Regions from separate parts of the Homo sapiens genome. Here region 2 is linked to region 1. A link is a loop called in an ENCODE intact Hi-C map of the cell type or tissue named here. Cell type or tissue: heart left ventricle. All regions are shown on one strand. Links, peaks and the distances in the headings refer to the core of each region. The heading gives the core; the rest is flanking DNA.

Evidence for each region. Hi-C counts contacts between places; a loop is a spot of excess contacts. Peaks named below come from ENCODE experiments on the same cell type or tissue, not always from the same donor. Only the 100,000 strongest peaks of a DNase experiment are listed, where the experiment ranks them.
Region 2: a loop joins it to region 1, with 2.2 times the contacts of the local background. A loop is called at or near these places in 6 of 110 quality-filtered maps.

What each region holds. Positions count from the first base shown.
Region 1 is chr17:874,336-884,966 of GRCh38, reverse strand. The region is part of intron 1 of NXN (nucleoredoxin); the gene reads left to right. Among named protein-coding and RNA genes, the nearest start is that of MRM3, 97 kb to the right of the region's middle. In heart left ventricle, for the core only: a CTCF peak has its summit at 5,181 (motif pointing left); DNase peaks (open chromatin) are centred at 1,574 and 5,286; H3K27ac peaks cover 3,773 bases.
Region 2 is chr17:1,051,660-1,059,659 of GRCh38, reverse strand. It overlaps ABR (ABR activator of RhoGEF and GTPase), which reads left to right. Exons shown (of 23, transcript NM_021962.5): 11 at 793-915; 12 at 1,615-1,690; 13 at 2,558-2,662; 14 at 3,551-3,625. Among named protein-coding and RNA genes, the nearest start is that of MIR3183, 33 kb to the right of the region's middle. In heart left ventricle, for the core only: CTCF peaks have their summits at 1,097 (motif pointing left) and 3,427 (motif pointing right); DNase peaks (open chromatin) are centred at 1,089, 3,419, 5,499, 5,859 and 1 weaker place; H3K27ac peaks cover 1,041 bases.

The DNA.
Region 1 (10,631 bases), core at 1,335-9,334:
TACACCTTGGTCATTCTCCTGTGTCCTCCGCTGAGTGTTTGTTTTGGGGGAAAGCCCACACTTTCTTTAGCTCCCAAGATTCTGGATTGGTGATTGGAATACAGATGTTTCAAAACTGTTCACATTCTAGAAACATGTTTTATCGGGACATCCAGAGCTGTTGAGACACTTGGGATCCGTCTTCAGCTCCGTTTAGCTTATTAATTCCCGAGGGACCGTCCATCCCTTTTCTAGTATCTGAACGTTTGGATTCAAGACTCCACTTCCCTGCTAGGTGGCTGGAGAAGCAAACCAGGGTCCAGAAGGTGTTCTAGAAAGTCGGGTGGATGGGGAGAGAATGGAGGAGGAGGATCCGTCCCAGCCTGTCCCCAGCCCAACGGCCCTTTTCCTGTGGCCATCAAATCTTTGTGTCCAGAGTGTTGTCCTTCCCCTGGACAGTGCCGGACACACTTCCCTGACTCGCTTTGGCGAGTTTTCTCTGCTTCTTTTTGACCATGCCCTGCAGTCATCATCCACAGTTCCCCGAATCTCTCTGTTTTTTTTACATGATTATTATTTTTTAGAGACAGGGTCTCGCCCTGTCACCCAGGCTGGAGTGCAGTGGTGCAGTCATAGCTCACTGTCACCTCAAACTTCTGGGTTCAAGGGATCCTCCCACCTCAGCCCCCCAAGTAGCTAGGACTCTAGGTGCACGCCACTACACACAGCTTCGTTTTATTATTTATTTATTTATTTATTTATTTTTTGAGTCAGAGTCTTGCTCAGTCCCCCAGGCTGGAGTGCAGTGGTGCAATCTCAGCTCACTGCAAGCTCCGCCTCCCAGGTTCATGCCATTCTCCTGCCTCAGCCTCTCAAGTAGCTGGGACCACAGGCGCCCACCACCACGCCCGGCTAACTTTTTGTATTTTTTTTAGTAGAGACAGGGTTTCACCATGTTAGCCAGGATGGTCTCGATCTCCTGACCTCGTGATCCGCCCGTCTTGGCCTCCCAAAGTGCTGGGATGACAGGCGTGAGCCACCGCGCCCGGCCCAGCAATGTTTTATTGTTATCTTTTAGTAGAGATGGGGGCTGCATATGTTGCTCAGGCTGGCCTTAAACTCCTGACCTCAGGTCATCCGCCTGCCTGGGCCTCCCACGCTGATTGGGATTACAGGCGTAAGCACCGCACCTGGGCCTGCAACTCTGTCTTTAGATCTTGCGGCTTTGCTGCCTCCCACTTCTGTACAAAATGTGGCACCATGACCCCTGAAGTCCTGCCCCGTGGCTTCTGTATATGATGGGACCGTGACCACTGAAGTCCTTGCCCTGTGAGCCTTCCTCAGTGCTTTTCTTTCTGGGCATTTCTGCCCTTCCAGCATCGACCTGGCTTCATGGAGAGGAGACCAGAGGGTCCCCTCCAGAGTCATCTCTCTTGGGAGGAGCTTTGGCTTCTTAGCCTGGCATGTTTTTGGCCAGCTTCTTTCTTTCCTTAGCCTGAGGTCATGGAGGTGATGTAGGCGGGGTTTGGAGCTGTGGATGGAAATTTGAGGCCTGTGCTGGTTCAACTCCAAGAACAAAGACTACTTTGACAACAGCCAGTGAGCAGCTTCTGCTGGGAGTTCTGGGCGGGGGGCAGGGGTGGGAGGAAGAGAGGCCTCTGTGAACAGGGTGTTTCCATGTCTCAGAAACAGATTCAGTAAGAGACAGTCAGCATCGTCTTCCCCCAGCCTTTCCCTTACTGGCCTGATTGACACCGTCGCTGTCTGAGTTGTGGAGAGAGAAGGAATGGGCAGGAGAGATAGGAAACAAGGCCCTGGTGTGTGTTTTTTTCTTTCCATTTAAAAATAGGAAGTTGGCCAGGTGTAGCCTTCCCCAAGTAGCTAGGACTCGAGGTGCACGCCACTACACACAGCCAAGTTTTATTTTTATCTTTTAGTGGAGACGGGGGCTCACGCCTGTAATCCCAATGCTTTAGGAGGCCAAGATGAACAGATCACCTGAGGTCAGGAGTTCCAGACCAGCCTGGCCAACATGGTGAAACCCTGTGTCTACTAAAATTAGCTGGGCGTGGTGGCGGGCGCCTGTAATTCCAGCTACTAGGGAAGCTGAGGCAAGAGAATCGCTTGAACCCGGGAGACAGAGGTTGCAGCAAGCCAAGATCGCGCCACTGCACTCCAGCCTGGGCGACAGAGCAAGACAACGTCTCAAAAACAAAACAAAGAGGCCGGGTGCGGTGGCTAACGCCTATAATCCCAGCACTTTGGGAGGCCAAGGCAGGCAGATCACGAGGTCAGGAGATCGAGACCATCCTGGCTAACACGGTGAAACCCTGTCTCTACTAAAAATACAAAAAATTAGCCGGGCATGGTGGTGGGCGCCTGAAGTCCCAGTTACATGGGAGGCTGAGGCAGGAGAATGGCGTGAACCCGGGAGGCGGAGCTTGCAGTGAGCCGAGATTGCGCCACTGCACTCCAGCCTGGGTGACAGAGCGAGACTCCATCTCAAAACAAAACAAAACAAAACAAACAAAAGAAACCCCTGCAATTGAGGCAGTTGGGGCAGAGACGGGGGAGGGCTCCGCCTCATTCAGGAGCTGTCTAGGAAGTGACTGAGCAGAAATGAGGAAGAGAGAAGCATGGGGAAGGACTGCCAGGTTTCTGGTTTGGGGACACTGGGTGGAGGGTAGTTGGTTCCATTCATGGAGACAGGGAACCATGGCAGGGAAAGGCAGGGAGGGAGGGAGGGGAGGTGGTCACTTGTGGGAAGGTGGCCGTGCTCAGGAGGCAGCACCCTGTGCCCACGCTGGAATTCTCAGTTACCTGGCTCTAGATGAGATGAAGACAAATTATTTTTTTCTCCTTCTTGTTGGTATGAGTTCTTTTTTTAGGTTTAATTTAACACAATAAAATTCATGGTTCTTAAGGACCCAGCTCAGTGTGTTTGAACAGCTGTTATACCGATATGAACAATTATCCAAACAAGACCAAGAACATTTCCATCTCCCTGCACAGTCCCCTGCTGAGCCTCTCTGGTGACTCCCCCTCCCATCCGTCGCTTTGGTTTTCTGTCACTGTAATTTAGTTTTGCCTGTAGACCGTCATGGAAATGGAATCGTACAGTCAGTGTTATTTTGTGTCGGGCTTCATTTGCTCAGCATGATTGTGAGGTTTATCCTTGTTTTTGTATACATCAGTTTGTTCCTTCTTATTGCTGAGAAGTGTCCCATTGGACGAGCATCTTGTCACAGTGTATCCATTCTTCCAATGATGGATGTATGTGAGTTGTTGTCAGTTTGGGGTGGGGAAGGCTGTTATAAACATTTTTATGGACTTAAAAAAATTATCTTGGGTAAATACTGATGAGTAGGAATCCTGAGCGGTAGAATTCTGAGTCGATTATCAGGTAAATGAACATTTACCTTCATAAGATGGACCAAACGGTTCTTCAAAGTGGTTGTACTGACCAGGCATGGCGGCTCACGCCTGTAATCCCAGCACTTTGGGAGGCCAAGGCAGGCAGATTTCTTGAGCCCGGGAGTTTGAGACTAGCCTGAGCAACATGGCGAAACCCCGTCTCAATGGAAAATTTTCGAGTGTGGTGGTACGCGTTTCTAATCCCAGCTACCCGGGAAGCTGGAGGATCACTTGAGTCTGGGGTGCTGCGGCGAGCTGAGATCGCACCACTGCACTCCAGCCTGGGTAACAGTGAGATCCTGTCTCAAACAACAACAAAGTGTTTGCACCATTTATGTCCCCGGCAGCGGAGTGTGAGACTCGCACTTGCTCCACGTCCTCACCCGGGTTTGATACTGTGGGTGTGTTTTACTTTTGCTATTCTAGTCAGTGTGAAATCATTTTAATTTGCATTTCCTTGATGACACCTTTGCATATTCTTACTGGCTGTCCACCTATCTACTTTCTGGACGTGTCTGTTCATATCTGCTTGTTGAGAGTGTGCACTCCCAGAGCCTGGGCCACGGCTCAGCTACCTGCCGTAGATGGGGCAGGAGGGAAGGAGACGTTTGCAGAGATTTGAACCACAGGAACCAGTCAGCCCCTTGGAGCCCTGGCCCAGGCTGTGGGATTTTCGGAGGAGGCCTTCCATTTTCATCTGTCCTGTTATCAAACCAACTGCATTACTTAGTGTCTGCTTGGAAGTATCTGTCCTTCGCAGTCAGCTTACTCTTTTGGCCAAAAGGAAGCTCTGCTCCTAGATATGGATAAGGAATTTGACAGATCTCCAGCCCTGCCCCCTTAGGAGAAGGCCAGCCCCTCTGCTTCTTCCCCTGTGAGTGGACGTCCTTGGATGCATTAGCTCAGGCGAACTTGGAAGATTCTGTGGGTTTTGTGTGGCCTATTTTGAGTCTCATTGTTTGGCTTTAATCAGAAAAATAAACACTTATTTTTAATTTTCTCCCTGGCCTGGCTGAGCTAGGTTCAAACGATCTTTTTTAACTTGACCACATGTGAATGACCGGAAATGATGTCCTGTTGGGGAAATGGGTCATTTCCAAGATTTTCTCTCCAGGAAAAGTGTAACTTATTAGTTTCCTAAGAAAGGCTCTAACAGGCCACAAAGAAGTTCTTATTAAGACGTTTTCTCCTTTTATGTGGTCCTAATCACAGCCTTATCACAAACCCCAGCCCTGGTTGTTAATCCAAGGTATTTAGTTCTTGTATTTTATATACAAGGAAATAAAGAGACGCCTCCCTCACTCCTCCGCCCCCGGAAATAAAGAGACGCCTCCCTCATTCCTCCGTCCCCAGGAATGATTCGCCCAAGGGTGGGTGTTGTCTCCGGGGACCAGGATCAGGAATTACGCCCTGAATAAGGATAAAGACCTTTTTTCCCTTCACTGAAACAATCATTTTAAAAAATTTGCTGTGATCTCACTTTTTTATTTTAAATTCCTTTAATGAAACCTCACCCTCAAACTTGATACATCAGAAGATTTGCTTGGACTAAAAGTGGAATTTCCATCTTAACCACATGGCTCCGAGGTTCTGCTCTCAGGATGAATTGGGCTCCATGTCATTTTGTTTGTCACTTTCTTCTCGGACCAGCGCAGTGGCTTCACCACAGTGGGCACTGTGGTTGGATTCCGTACCTGTGAGAGAAGTTTCTAGAATCCTTTGGCTTGAAATACACATACTTGGCCACATTCTTTCTTCTGAACCGTCTTCTGTTGCCGCCCCCTGCCGGAGGCTAGAAAGAGACACCTGCAGAAAAGCTCCTCCCACCAGCTCTCCTCCCAAGATGCAGAAAGGTGACGCCCGCCAAACCCCAGCGGGTTCCCAAGAGGCCTTTGTGTTGGACGCCTCCTGCTTCTCAGTCAATGAGTCGTGTCCTTTCCCTGCTTGCCAGAAACCTTTAGCTCCACGGGTTTAAAACCAGACTCGTGGCCGGGCGCGGTGGCTCATGCCTGTAGTCCCAGCACTTTGGGAGGCCGAGGCGGGTGGATCATTTGAGGTCAGGAGTTCAAGACCAGCCTGGCCAACTTGGTGAGACCCCGTCTCTACTAAAAATTCAAAAATTAGCCTGGCATGGTGGGCGCCTGTAATCTGAGCTACTTGGGAGGCTGAGGCGGGAGAATCGCTTGAACCTGGGAGACGGAGGCTATAGTGAGCTGAGATCGTGCCACTGCACTCCAGACTGGGTGACAGAGTGAGACTCTGTCTCAAAAAAAAAAAACAAAAAACCAAAAACCAAAAACCAAACCAAAACAAAAAAAACCCAGATTCCTTTCCCTGCTCTTCACTAGTTTTTCTTCCGCTTTGTTCTCTCCTTCTCCTTCCCTCTCTGTCTACTTGTTGTTTTTTTTGAGACAGAGTTTCTCTCTTGTTGCCCAGGCTGGAGTGCAATGGCGCGATCTTGGCTCACTAAAACCTCTGCCTCCCGGGTTCAAGTGATTCTCCTGCCTCAGCCTCCCGAGTAGCTGGGATTAGAGGCGCCTGCCACCACACCTGGCTAGTTTTTGTATTTTTAGTAGAGAGAGGGTTTCGCCATGTTGGTCAGGCTGGTCTTGAACTCCTGACCTCAGGTGATCCACCCACCTCAGCCTCCCAAAGTGCTGGGATTACAGGCGTGAGCCACCGCACCTGGCCTGTCTACGCATTCTTTCATTAATTTGTTCTTTAAACACATATTAGAGCTTTTAACTGGCTCTGCGTGTTTTTTTAGGCTCTGGTTATGAATAGGGTCTCACTGACGCATCTACCCAAGCTACAGGCCTTGACATTCTCATTTCCCCCCATTCACTGGGTTCAATCAGGTTGGGGCACTATTGTTTCACTAGTCCCTTAATGAGTCCACCAACTTCCAGTCTCACCCTGTCTACACAGCTCCCAGAACAACCTGGCTACAGTACCAGTTGTTCACGTCACTGCCCTATGGGCCAGCCCTCATTACGGGTGGATCCAACCCAAACTCCCTGGCGTGGACTTCAAGGGCACCCCCTCCCCTGCCCCCAAACCCCACCTTCAAGGGCACCCCCTCCCCTGCCCCCACACCCCACCTTCAAGGTCCCCCCACCCCCGCCCGCAAACCCCTCCTTCAAGGGCACCCCCTCCCCCACCCCCAAACCCCACCTTCAAGGGCAACCCCTGCCCCGCCCCGAAACCGCACCTGGCCTTCTAGCATCCTCACCTTTGCACACTCTGCTCAGCCACACTGGTCGACCCCCAGGGTCCCCAGACACATCGCCCATTGCCGTACCTTGGAACCTTTGAGCATGATGGCCCCTGCTCCTGGGATTCCCTCCGCTTCTTCTCTCTCCGATGAGGTTGTGTACTAATGTCAGCTGTACACGTTGTCTTTTCAGCATGTTACCTCCTCTCAGAAGCCTGCCCCCACGCTGTGCAATGGTCGCTGTGCAGATCTCTGTTACGGCGTCATTGCCTGCATTCTACTTAGCTCTCGTCTGTCTCCCCTCCAGACTGTGCCCCCAGGGCTTCCAGGTCTAGCCTCATTTCTAATAGTTTGTTGCCACGATGTCACGAATTAGAGCCCTGTCTGTTAGCCCACAGGGCTCCAGCCTCACCCTCTCCCACAGCTCCCGTGGCCCTCCTAGCAGCCTTCAGAGCTTCATGGTTCACAGTCTGGAAAAACGTGTGCTGAGCTCTGCCTGCCTCTTGCTGTTTCTTGGATGCCTCGCCCTATCCCACTCCTGGCCTGCCTGGTGAAAACCGGTTCATTCTTCACAGAGCAGCTCAGACGCTACGGCCTTTCCTCTTCAGTCGCTCTAACTCACAAGGTTAGATGGTAAAAATAACGAGTATTTTGTAAAGCACTGAGCGTGTGCCCCAGACATTGTTCTAAGCATCTTCCCCGATTTCCTCTATGTGCCAGTAGTATCGCGCTTTTCCTGTATCCTAATAGTTTATGTACGCGTCCGTCTTCCGTATGGGGCTGGGCCTTCCATAAAGGAAAGAAAGGCTCGTGTATCAATTATCTTTCTGTTCCCAGCCTTTAGCACAGGGCTTCACACGTAGAAGGAATCCAGTAGTGGCTGGTAAATGCAGCTGTTTGAAAAACACAGTCGCGGCCGGGCGCGGTGGCTCACGCCTGTAATTCCAGCACTTTGGGAGGCTGAGGCAGGTGGATCACGAGGTCAGGAGATCGAGACCATCCTGGCCAACATGGTGAAACCCCGCCTGTACTAAAAATACAAAAAATTAGCCGGGCTTGGTGGCGGGCGCCAGTAGTCTCAGCTACCAGGAGGCTGAGGCAGGAGAATGGCATCAACCTGGGAGGCGGAGCTTGCAGTGAGCCGAGATCATGCCACTGCACTCCAGCCTGGGCGACAGAGTGAGACTCCGTCTCCAAAAAAAAACAACACCGTCGCTGTTCCCATAGTTGTTTAGTACGTTTGTTTAATATATTAAGAATTAGTTTTTTTGTTTGTTTTCGAGACAGAGTTTCACTCTGTCACCCAGGCTGGAGTGCAGTGGTGCAATCTCAGCTCACTGCAACCTCTGCCTACTGGGTTTAAGTGATTCTCCTGCCTCAGCCTCCCGAGTTCACACCATTCTCCTGCCTCAGCTTCCTGAGTAGCTCGGATTACAGGCGACCGCCACCATACCCGGCTAATTTTTTGTGTTTTTAGTAGAGACGGGGTTTCACTGTGTTGGCCAGGCTGGTCTCGAACTCCCGACCTCAGGTGATCCCCCCGCCCCCGCAGCCTCCCAAAGTGCTGGGATTCCAGGCGTGAGCCCCCGCGCCCGGCCAAGAGTTAATTTTGATGACATAGAATGTGCTGGGAGCTGGTGCCCCAAAGGGAACCACAAGGAGTTTCCCGTATAAATGAGGAATGAAGATGGTATTCTAGTGTGAAAGTAATTATCAGCGAACGACACTAACAGCGCTGTTGAGCTCCCCGCCCAGTGAGACTGATTCCTGGGCTTAAGAGAGAATCTCAGAGTACATAACTCTTACTTCCTACTCTCCAGGTGCTTTCTTCATTGATGGGGAGACGTACATGAAACACGCTTAGAGCAAAGGACGCCTAGCGTGTTCTAAATGACCACAATAGGGGATGTGGTCATGAGCCGGATTGGGAGTCCTGTACGTCGTAGCCTGTGTTGACTTCCTTGAGCACCGTTGTTCTTAAGTCCCTCTGTCACCTGAAATTTCAATAGCTTTTTTGACAACATGTGAGATTGAGTGTCTTAGTATTCACTTTGGGAGCCTGCCTTTTTTTCTGGGCACCTGCATTTCCTTTCTTTTCTTTTCTTTTCTTCTCTTCTCTTCTCCTTTCTTTCTTTCTTTCTCTTTTCTTTTCTTTCTTTTCTTTTTTTTCTTTCTTTTCTGATGGATTCTTACTGTGTCGCCCAGGCTGGAGTGCAGTGGCACGGTCTTGGCACGCTGCAACCTCCACCCCCCCAGGTTCAAGCGATTCTCCAGCCTCAGCCTCCCAGGTACCTGGGATTACAGGTGCACGCCACCACGCCCGGCTAATTTTATATTTTTAGTAGAGACGGGGTTTCACCCTGATAGCCAGGATGGTCTTGATCTCCTGACCTCATGACCCGCCCACCTTGGCTTCCCAAAGTGCTGGGATCACAGGCATGAGCCACTGTGCCCGGCCTAAAAAGCTTTTGAAAGTAGCCAACACCTGTACTCCCAGCACTTTGGGAGGCCGGGGCAGGAGGATAGCTTGAAGCCAGGAGCTTGAGACCCCCTGAGCAACAAAATGAGACCGGGTTCTACAATTTTTTTTTTTTTTTTAATTTACCAGGCATGGTCACATGTGCCTGTAATCCCAGCTACTTGGGAGGCTGAGGTGGTAGGATCACTTGAGCCCAGGGAGTTGGAGGCTGCAGTGAGCTATGATTGCACCACCGTACTCCAGCCTGGGCAACAGAGCAGAATCTTAAAACAAAAACAAAAACACCACAACCAAAACAACAAAAAAACCCTATTTCATTTCACACTAGTCTGATTCGATCTTCTGCTCTTAAGTGTGTAGTGAGGCAAATTAAGACTTTTGAGATAAGAGACCCAGGTTTGAATTCTCTCTGATTTATGATTCAGTGATTTAACCAGGCAGCCTTCAGTGAGTGGCTTATCTCTATGAGTCTGTTTGCTGATCTGCTCAATGGGGTTGTTGATAATAGTATAGAAGATTCTGTTGTGAGGATTAAAAGAGGTAGTATAGCACCCGGCATGGTGGCTGACGCCTGTAATCCCAGTAGGTTGGGAGCCTGAGATGGGAGGATCACCTGAGGTCAGGAGTTCAAGACCAGCCTGGCCAACATGGTGAAACCCTGTCTCTGTTAAACACACAAAAGTTAGCCAGGCATGGTGGCGTGCGCCTGTAATCCCAGCTACCCCAGAGGCCGAGGCACAAGAATCACTTGAACCCGGGAGGCGGAGGTTGCAGTGAGCTGAGATTGTGCCACTGCGCTCCAGCCTGGGTGACAGAGTAAGACTCTGTCTCAGAAAAAAAAAAAAGAAAAAAGGTAGTATATATAAAGCAGTGTTTTATGGTGCTTGACACAAAGTGCTTCACCAATGGTAAATGGTGTTCTATAATTGCACTGTTGATATGTTTCTTTGAAATTGTTCTTTTCTGTAGTCATTTTTGTCTTTTGCGCCAGTAATTTATTTATTCACCTGTAACAGATTCTGGTTTTCTCATGGAGGAGTGTGCAGTAGTGACTGGCTGCCTTTGTGATCCAGGCTTGTGCCTGGGAGCTGCATTAGTCTGTTCTCCCATTGCTGTAAGGACATAACAAGACTGGGTAATTGTTTATTTATTATTTGAGACAGAGTCTCGCTCTGTCACCCAGGCTACAGTGCAGTGGCATGATTGTGATCCAGGCTTGTGCCTGGGAGCTGCATTAGTCTGTTCTCCCATTGCTGTAAGGACATAACAAGACTGGGTAATTGTTTATTTATTATTTGAGACAGAGTCTCGCTCTGTCACCCAGGCTACAGTGCAGTGGCATGATCTCGGCTCACCGCAGCCTCTGCCTCTCGGGTTCAAGCGATTCTCCTGTGTCAGCCTCCCGAGTAGCTGGGATGACAGGTGCCTGCCACCACGCCCGGCTAATTTTTTTATTTTTAGCAGAGGTGGGGTTTCACCATTTTGGCCAGGCTGGTCTCAAACTCCTGACCTCATGATCCACCTCGGCCTCCCAAAGTGCTGGGA
Region 2 (8,000 bases), core at 1-8,000, 180 kb before region 1:
GCTCTGCCCGCAGAGGATGAATGTCTGGTGAGAGGGGGAGGCTGAGCCGACGGGACCTGGTGGGTTGTCTGCCGGGCAGGGAGGCTGGAACCCTGCCATGGGGGCCTTGGTGCCAGGCTAGCAGGTGGGGCTTCAGGCTGAAAGGTGTCTGAGGTTTCTTTAAGCAGGTGTCTCTGTTGTACCCAGGATTTAATGTGTAGAGGCAGCAGAGTGACAGTACAGAGAGGTTAATACTACTGTAATATTTGTATTATTTAGGGTTCTCAAGAGAAGGAGGCATAGCACCCCGCCCAGGGCCACGTGGAGAGGTGCCAGCTTTGAACAGGAGGCAGGAATGGAAAGAAAGTGTGGCCACAGCTTTTCTGTGGAGAAACAGGGCAGGGAAAGGGCTTGGCACCAGCTGGCTTCCGTTATGTCGGCAGCCCTGGGCTAGAGGAGTGGTCTCTGGTGACCTGGTCCCTGGCCCTGGGTGACGTGGGGCAGAGGAGATGCTGGCTTGGCGAGTGAGCGTCAGGTAGAGAAGGTGGTTGGGGACATGGGCTCTGGATCAGTGGGTGTGTGTATGAAAGCTGTGCTCATAGGGCATCACTGACAGGCTTAGGAATTAGTGAGCCCTGTGGGGGAGCAGTTTCTCACCCAGCTACCCGCCTCTCCTGCCACAAGATGTCAAAACATCACGAAATACGGAAAATGTAAAGAGCATGTTAACACACAGTGGAGTGTCGTGCTTAGTGCTGCTCGTGAGAAAGGCCCGAGTGTGAGGGGAACCCTCTGTGTCCCCATCTCCTGCAGAAAGCCAACAAAGGCCAGAGCCGGGCCATCGAGCGCCTGAAGAAGAAGATGTTTGAGAATGAGTTCCTGCTGCTGCTCAACTCCCCCACAATCCCGTTCAGGATCCACAATCGGAATGGAAAGGTCAGGATGGGTGGGGGTGGGACCAAGACAGCCCCTTCCTTAGTCCAGAGCAGCCCACTCTGTGGCTCCTGGCCCTGACCTGTACGAACCGGAAACTCAGGCCCCCTCTTCCTGAGGAGGCTGCCATGGCTCCAGCTGTTGACTCGCTCTCCCCTCTCGTGTGGAATGAGTGCCCTCTGCTGGCCGTCCCTGGCACAGCCGCTCCTGTCACCTTGGCTTCCCAGGAAGGAGCTCCCCCTTCACCCACCCACCCCCAGCTGCCTCCTCCTGCAAGGTCAGCTGTGCCTGGATAAGGAGGAGCTTTGGGCCGGGCACAGTGGCTCATGCCTGTCATCCCAGCACTTTGGGAGGCTGAGGCAGGCGAATCACCTGAGGTCAAGAGTTTGAGACCAGCCTGGCCAACATGGCAAAACTCTGTCTCTACTAAAAACACAAAAATTAGCCGGGCGTGGTGGTGGGCACCTGTAATCCCAGCTACTCAGGAGGCTGAGGCAGGAGATTGGCGTGAACCCGGGAGGTGGAGGTTGCAGTGAGCCGAGATTTTGCCATTGCACTAGAGCCTGGGCAACAAGAGCGAGACTCTGTCTCAAAAAAAAAAAAAAAAAAAAGATAAAAGGAGCTTTGTTGGGGTCCCCAGGATCTGGGAGTACGCTTTGCCTGACTGTGGTCACCCACTTTATGCTTATCTCCTCTCTTCAGAGTTACCTGTTCCTACTGTCCTCGGACTACGAGAGGTCAGAGTGGAGAGAAGCAATTCAGAAACTACAGAAGAAGGGTAAATTCCTGCCTCTTCCACGCTCCCCAATGATGTCCGTGGCATTGATGGGCCTTTTGTATTTCTAAGCGTTTCATGTCCAGTATCACGTCTTTGGCCCTCGCAGTCACCCTCAGAGGTGCCAGGGTGAGCGTTTAAGGATGTTACGGATTAATTGAGACCCAAAGAATCTAACTGATTGGCTGAAAGACATGATGATTTAGTCCTGGGACTGGACCCAGAGCCCAGCCTGGGCTTTCTCTCTCTCTCTACCTCTCTCTCTCTCTCACACACACACACACAGAGACACACACACACACACACACACACACATACACACATACACAGAGGCTGGGTACGGTGGCTTACGCCTGTAATCCCAGTCAGGAGTTTGAGATCAGCCTGGGCAACGTGGTGAAACCCCGTCTCTACTAAAAACACAAAAATTAGCCAGGTGTGGTGGTGGGCACCTGTAATCCCAGCTACTCAGGAGGCTGAAGCAGGAGAATCCCTTGAACCTGAGAGGCGGAGGTTGCAGTGAGCTGAGATCACAGCACTGCACTCCAGCCTGGGCGACAGAGTGAGACTCCGTTTAAAAAAAAAACGAAAACAAAACGCATACACCACACACACACACACACACACACACACACACACACACACACACACACACACACACACAAACCTCTTCAGTTAGATTCTCCTACTCTGACCCCTCTCGCAGCATCTACACCAGTCCTGCTGTGTCCACAAATCCTTCCCCCTCCCTCGCAAGGACCAAGTCTGCCCCAGGGATTAAGCCGTCTTCCTGCAGCAGCCCCCAGGGAAGAGCAGCCGGTCCTGGTGGACCAGTGCCCACGCTCCCTTCTCTCTCGGCTCTCCCTCCAGATCTCCAGGCCTTTGTCCTGAGCTCAGTGGAGCTCCAGGTGCTCACAGGATCCTGTTTCAAGCTTAGGACTGTACACAACATTCCTGTCACCAGCAATAAAGACGGTAAGCTCGGGAACCAGAGGTGGCCCAACCGGCAGGTCCCAGCCCTCAGAGCGTGGCCGGCTTCCCGTAAGGACTCAGACAGACATGTGGCTGTAAATGGCTGATCCCTGCTCGGCTGTGCTGAGACTGTTGAGTGGCCAGGACACAGCTTGGGTAGGGGTGACTGTCTACTGAGTTCCCAGATGACCCCAGCTTTTCCTTGGGCCCCTCTGTCTGGCTTGGGAGAACTGGCACCCTGGTGCACTGAGATTGTGCTGTTAATATATTCATGAGAGAGCAGACCCGGTAGATAAAATGGTGTATGGGAAATGAGGCTGGAAGTTTCCAGGGACCAGCTCTTGAAAGGCCTTGAATCCCAAGCAAGGGAGTTTGGAATTCATGCTGTAAGCCCGGGAGTCTGGGGGGGTTTTGAGCAGTGGGGAGCTGTGATCAGGGCTGGGAACTGACCGGAGTGGGTGTATTCTAGCTGCCTGTGTGCTGGGAAAGGGTCCACTTTGTGAACGGGGTCCTGAAGGCAAGCTTTCCTCGACATAAATCATTAGCAGAATGATTTATCATATTGGTCAGTTTTCAGTGCCAGGATAGGCAGGATTTGGAGGGAGAGACAGTACCCATGGGGAATGGTACTAAGTCCCTGGGCCAGGATGGTGGGTGTGCTGGACCCCCCCAGGCTGAGTGGAGGAGAGAAGGACCCCCTAGCCCTACCCCGGGCAGCTCACATATAAGGCCGCCGTGGCCTTCGGAAACTTTTTCATCTGGCCACCAGGTGGTGATGTTGGACCAAGACTCAGCTGAGTCTCATACCCCGTCTGCCTCCCGCCGGCCTGGGGTGGAGGCTGAGGGGATCCGCTGACCACCCTCTGCCCTGGGGGCTTTTCTCTCTTGCAGACGATGAGTCTCCAGGACTCTATGGCTTCCTTCATGTCATCGTCCACTCTGCCAAGGGATTTAAGCAATCAGCCAGTAAGTGCCCTGGCCAGGACGAGGTTGGGTGGGCCATTGTGGATTCTGCACTGCTCTGCCCAGGATGGGGCCCTGCCAGCACGCCTTTAGACATGGGGCATTCCCCTGGAGGCCAGAAACCAGCTCCTCTTGGCAGGGAGGTCACCCCTGGCCTTTGTCTCCAAAGTCCTCTTTCTCAAGCCCTCCCTGAAGCTGTCTGAAACCTAGGGGCCGGGCGCGGTGGCTCACCCCTGTAATCCCAGCACTTTGGGAGGCCCAGGCGGGCGGATCACGAGGTCAGGAGTTCGAGACCATCCGGGCCAACATGGTGAAACCCCGTCTCTACTAAAAATACTAAAATTAGCGTGGGCATGGCGGTGGACGCCTGTAGTCCCAGCTACTTGGGAGGCTGAGGCCAGAGAATCCCTTGAACCCGGGAGGCGGAGGTTGCTGTGAGCTGAGATCATGGCATTGCACTCCACCCTGGGCGACAGAGCGAGAATCCGTCTCAAAAAAAAAAAAAAGAAACCGAGTGCGACAAACACGTGGACTCCAACTTCATATCTGAGGGCGACAAACACGTGGACTCCAACTTCATATCTGCCCATGACAAGCTGTGTGACCTTGGGCAAGTTTCTTAACCTCTCTGGGCCTCCACTAAAAGGCAGTCACGCTTGTGAATTTTGACCCGAGAGCAGGCTGGGATATGATCGTGTGTGTGCAACGCTGGTGTGCTGCCACGCTCATCGCTTTTTCTCCCCTTCCCCCTTGTGGGTTCCTCATACTAAATCTGTTTTTAGTGTCTCACAAAGTAGGATTGCACTTTTTAATTTTTAAAAAATTTTTTTTTAGAGACAGGTTCTCCCCATGTTGGCCAGGCTGGTCTTGAACTCCTGGGCTCAAGCCATCCTCCCACCTCAGCCTCCCAAAGTGCTGAGATTACAGGCGTGAGCTGCTGCGCCCGGCCTGGTTGCGCTTTTTATCTACCTGTTATCCACACGGGAATCTGTGAGTCAGTTAGACAGCTAATAGTTTCTACCCATTTGCCAGAGGAGGTAACCGAGTCACAGAGAGGAGAAAAGACTTAACATCACAGAGGATCAGAAACCCTGACTCTCTCCCTCTCCACCTGCCCCTCCCACTCCCTGCTCTTCACTGGCAGGTGGGGTCTGCCCTCACCCCTCCCTGCAGCGCCCCACACAGAGGTGACTCCCCGGGCCGTTAGAGCAGCCTTTCCCAGGAAGCCTCCCTGAGTTCCTGGGGGCAAACTGGCCTCCCTTCTTTGTCCCTTCTTTGTGCCCACATCCCCTCAGGTTCCTTGTGCCCCCATCCCCTCAGGTTCCTTGTGCCCCCATCCCCTGAGGTTCCTTGTGCCCCCATCCCCTCAGGTTCCTTGTGCCCCCATCCCCTGAGGTTCCTTGTGCCCACATCCCCTGAGGTTCCTTGTGCCCCCATCCCCTCAGGTTCCTTGTGCCCCCATCCCCTCAGGTTCTTTGTGCCCCCGTCCCCTCAGGTTCTTTGTGCCCCCATCCCCTGAGGTTCCTTGTATCCCCATCCCTTTGAGGTTCCTTGTGCCCCCATCCCCTGAGGTTCCTTGTGCCCCCATCCTGCTCAGGGCAAGCTGGTTATGGCACCTGTCATGCTGTTTTGTCACTTAACAATTTGCGTCTCCCACTGTGAGTTCTCTGAGGGCGGGAACCAGGTCTCCTTTACCCTGGGATGCATGGGAGCTCAGAAATGTGGAATGAAGTCGTTAATTTACACAGCACCTACCGTGCACCTGGAGAAGGTGAGAACATGGCTGGCGTGTGGACGTACTCACATGTGCAAAGCCTGTGGCGTGTTCAGAGCCTCTCAGTCTCACGGTCCGCTCTGAGCCTCCGGCATCCCGCCGAGGTCACGGAAACCATCCCTGTTTTACACACGAGGACGCCGAGGCTCGGAGGGGCTCAAGGTTCCTTCCTGGAGTCACACAGTAGCAGGTGGTGCAGCAGAATCCACGTCTTCCGGCACCAGAGCCGGAGCTCTAACCTTTTGGGCACTTCTCGATGTCTGGCCGGGAACACCACACGGTCCCTCAGGCTGCTTGTTACCGTGGAAGCTTCCTGAACTCTCTCCAGACCCACAGACCTCCCTTCTTGGGGGCTGCCGCTGAGGAGCTTCTGGCTAGTGAGCTCTGAAGCACTGTCCCACCCATGTCTGGACCAGGCGCCACCACTCCATGTCCCCAGATGCCGCCCCTCCCTCTCCTGCTTCCCGTTGGCCGGGAGGTCCTCGCCTCAGGGAGCCGACCCGTGGCCTCCCAGCCTGGGCGGGTGTCAGAGCCGGCTGAGCTGCTCCAAAATCTCTCTTTACCCCCAGATTATCCTCACTCCCTTCGCCGCCGCCACCCCTGACCCACTCATATGTCTGTTCTCACTCAGAGGTGAGGCCCTGTGTCTTCAGCCGTGGTAAACTCAGGACCTCTGGACAGGCAGGCCCAGGGTGTAGGCACCATGACTTTTCCTGCTGTGCAGACAGGAACCTGGGGAGAGAAGGGAGGTGATCTGTGCAGAGCTGGGGTGTGGACCCAGATGGTCTGACTCCGGAACCCTCGCTCTGACCCTGTGAGCCGTCCCCAGCTCCTTCCGGAACCCTCCCTCTGACCCTGTGAACCCTCCCCCAGCCCGTTCCGGAACCCTCCCTCTGACCCTGTGAGCCCTCCCCCAGCCCCTTCTCGAACCCTCCCTCTGACCCTGTGAACCCTCCCCCAGCCCCTTCCGGAACCCTCCCTCTGACCCTGTGAACCCTCCCCCAGCCCCTTCCGGAACCCTCCCTCTGACCCTGTGAGCCCTCCCCCAGCCCCTTCCGGAACCCTCCCTCTGACCCTGTGACCCCTCCCCCAGCCCCTTCCGGAACCCTCCCTCTGACCCTGTGACCCCTCCCCCAGCCCCTTCCGGAACCCTCCCTCTGACCCTGTGACCCCTCCCCCAGCCCCTTCCGGAACCCTCCCTCTGACCCTGTGAACCCTCCCCCAGCCCCTTCCGGAACCCTCCCTCTGACCCTGTGAGCCCTCCCCCAGCCCCTTCCGGAACCCTCGCTCTGACCCTGTGACCCCTCCCCCAGCCCCTTCCGGAACCCTCCCTCTGACCCTGTGAGCCCTCCCCCAGCCCCTTCCTGAACCCTCCCTCTGACCCTGTGACCCCTCCCCCAGCCCCTTCCGGAACCCTCCCTCTGACCCTGTGAACCCTCCCCCAGCCCCTTCCGGAACCCTCCCTCTGACCCTGTGAACCCTCCCCCAGCCCCTTCCGGAACCCTCCCTCTGACCCTGTGAGCCGTCCCCCAGCCCCTTCCGGAACCCTCCCTCTGACCCTGTGAACCCTCCCCCAGCCCCTTCCGGAACCCTCCCTCTGACCCTGTGACCCCTCCCCCAGCCCCTTCCGGAACCCTCCCTCTGACCCTGTGACCCCTCCCCCAGCCCCTTCCGGAACCCTCCCTCTGACCCTGTGACCCCTCCCCCAGCCCCTTCCGGCACCCTCCCTCTGACCCTGTGAACCCTCCCCCAGCCCCTTCCGGAACCCTCCCTCTGACCCTGTGAGCCCTCCCCCAGCCCCTTCCGGAACCCTCCCTCTGACCCTGTGAACCCTCCCCCAGCCCCTTCCGGAACCCTCCCTCTGACCCTGTGAGCCCTCCCCCAGCCCCTTCCGGAACCCTCCCTCTGACCCTGTGAGCCCTCCCCAGCCCCTCGAGGAGGGGCTCACACCGAGATCAATCCATGATGACAGCACTTCATGGCCCGTCTCAAACACACAGGCCCACTCCCTGGTCTGGCCCAGGCTGGGGTGCTCAGGGCCTCTGTGTTGTTCACCTGCAAATCCCCAGCCCCGTTCTGTGTGTTCTGAGGCCCACCTGGGTCTTCTTTCTGTTGCTCCAGCTGGAGGCTTCTTGGGGTAGCTGCACTGTCCTTTCTGCAGGAAAGCTGGTTTTTTTGGTTTTTTTTTTTTTGAGAAAGAGTCACTTGGTCGCCCAGGCTGGAGTGCAGTGGTGCCATCTCAGCTCACTGCAACTTCCACACCCCAGGTTCAAGCGATTGTCCTGCCTCAGCCTCCCGAGTAGCTGGGACTACAGGCATGTGCCACCACGCCGGGCTCACTTTTGTATTTTTAGTAGAGATGGGGTTTCACCATGTTGGTCAGGCTGGTCTCAAACTCCTGACCTCAGGTGATCTGCCCACCTTGGCCTCCCAAAGTGCTGGGATTTACAGGCGTGAGCCACCTTGCCCGGCCAGGAAAGCTGTTCTGATGGAGAATGGCCCAGCTGGGCAGCTGCAGGGGCTAAGTGGAGTAAGCCACCTGCACTGTATGCCCGCACTGTGACCTCTGACGTTGTTTCACGCTGCAGAGGGTTGGCCATAGTG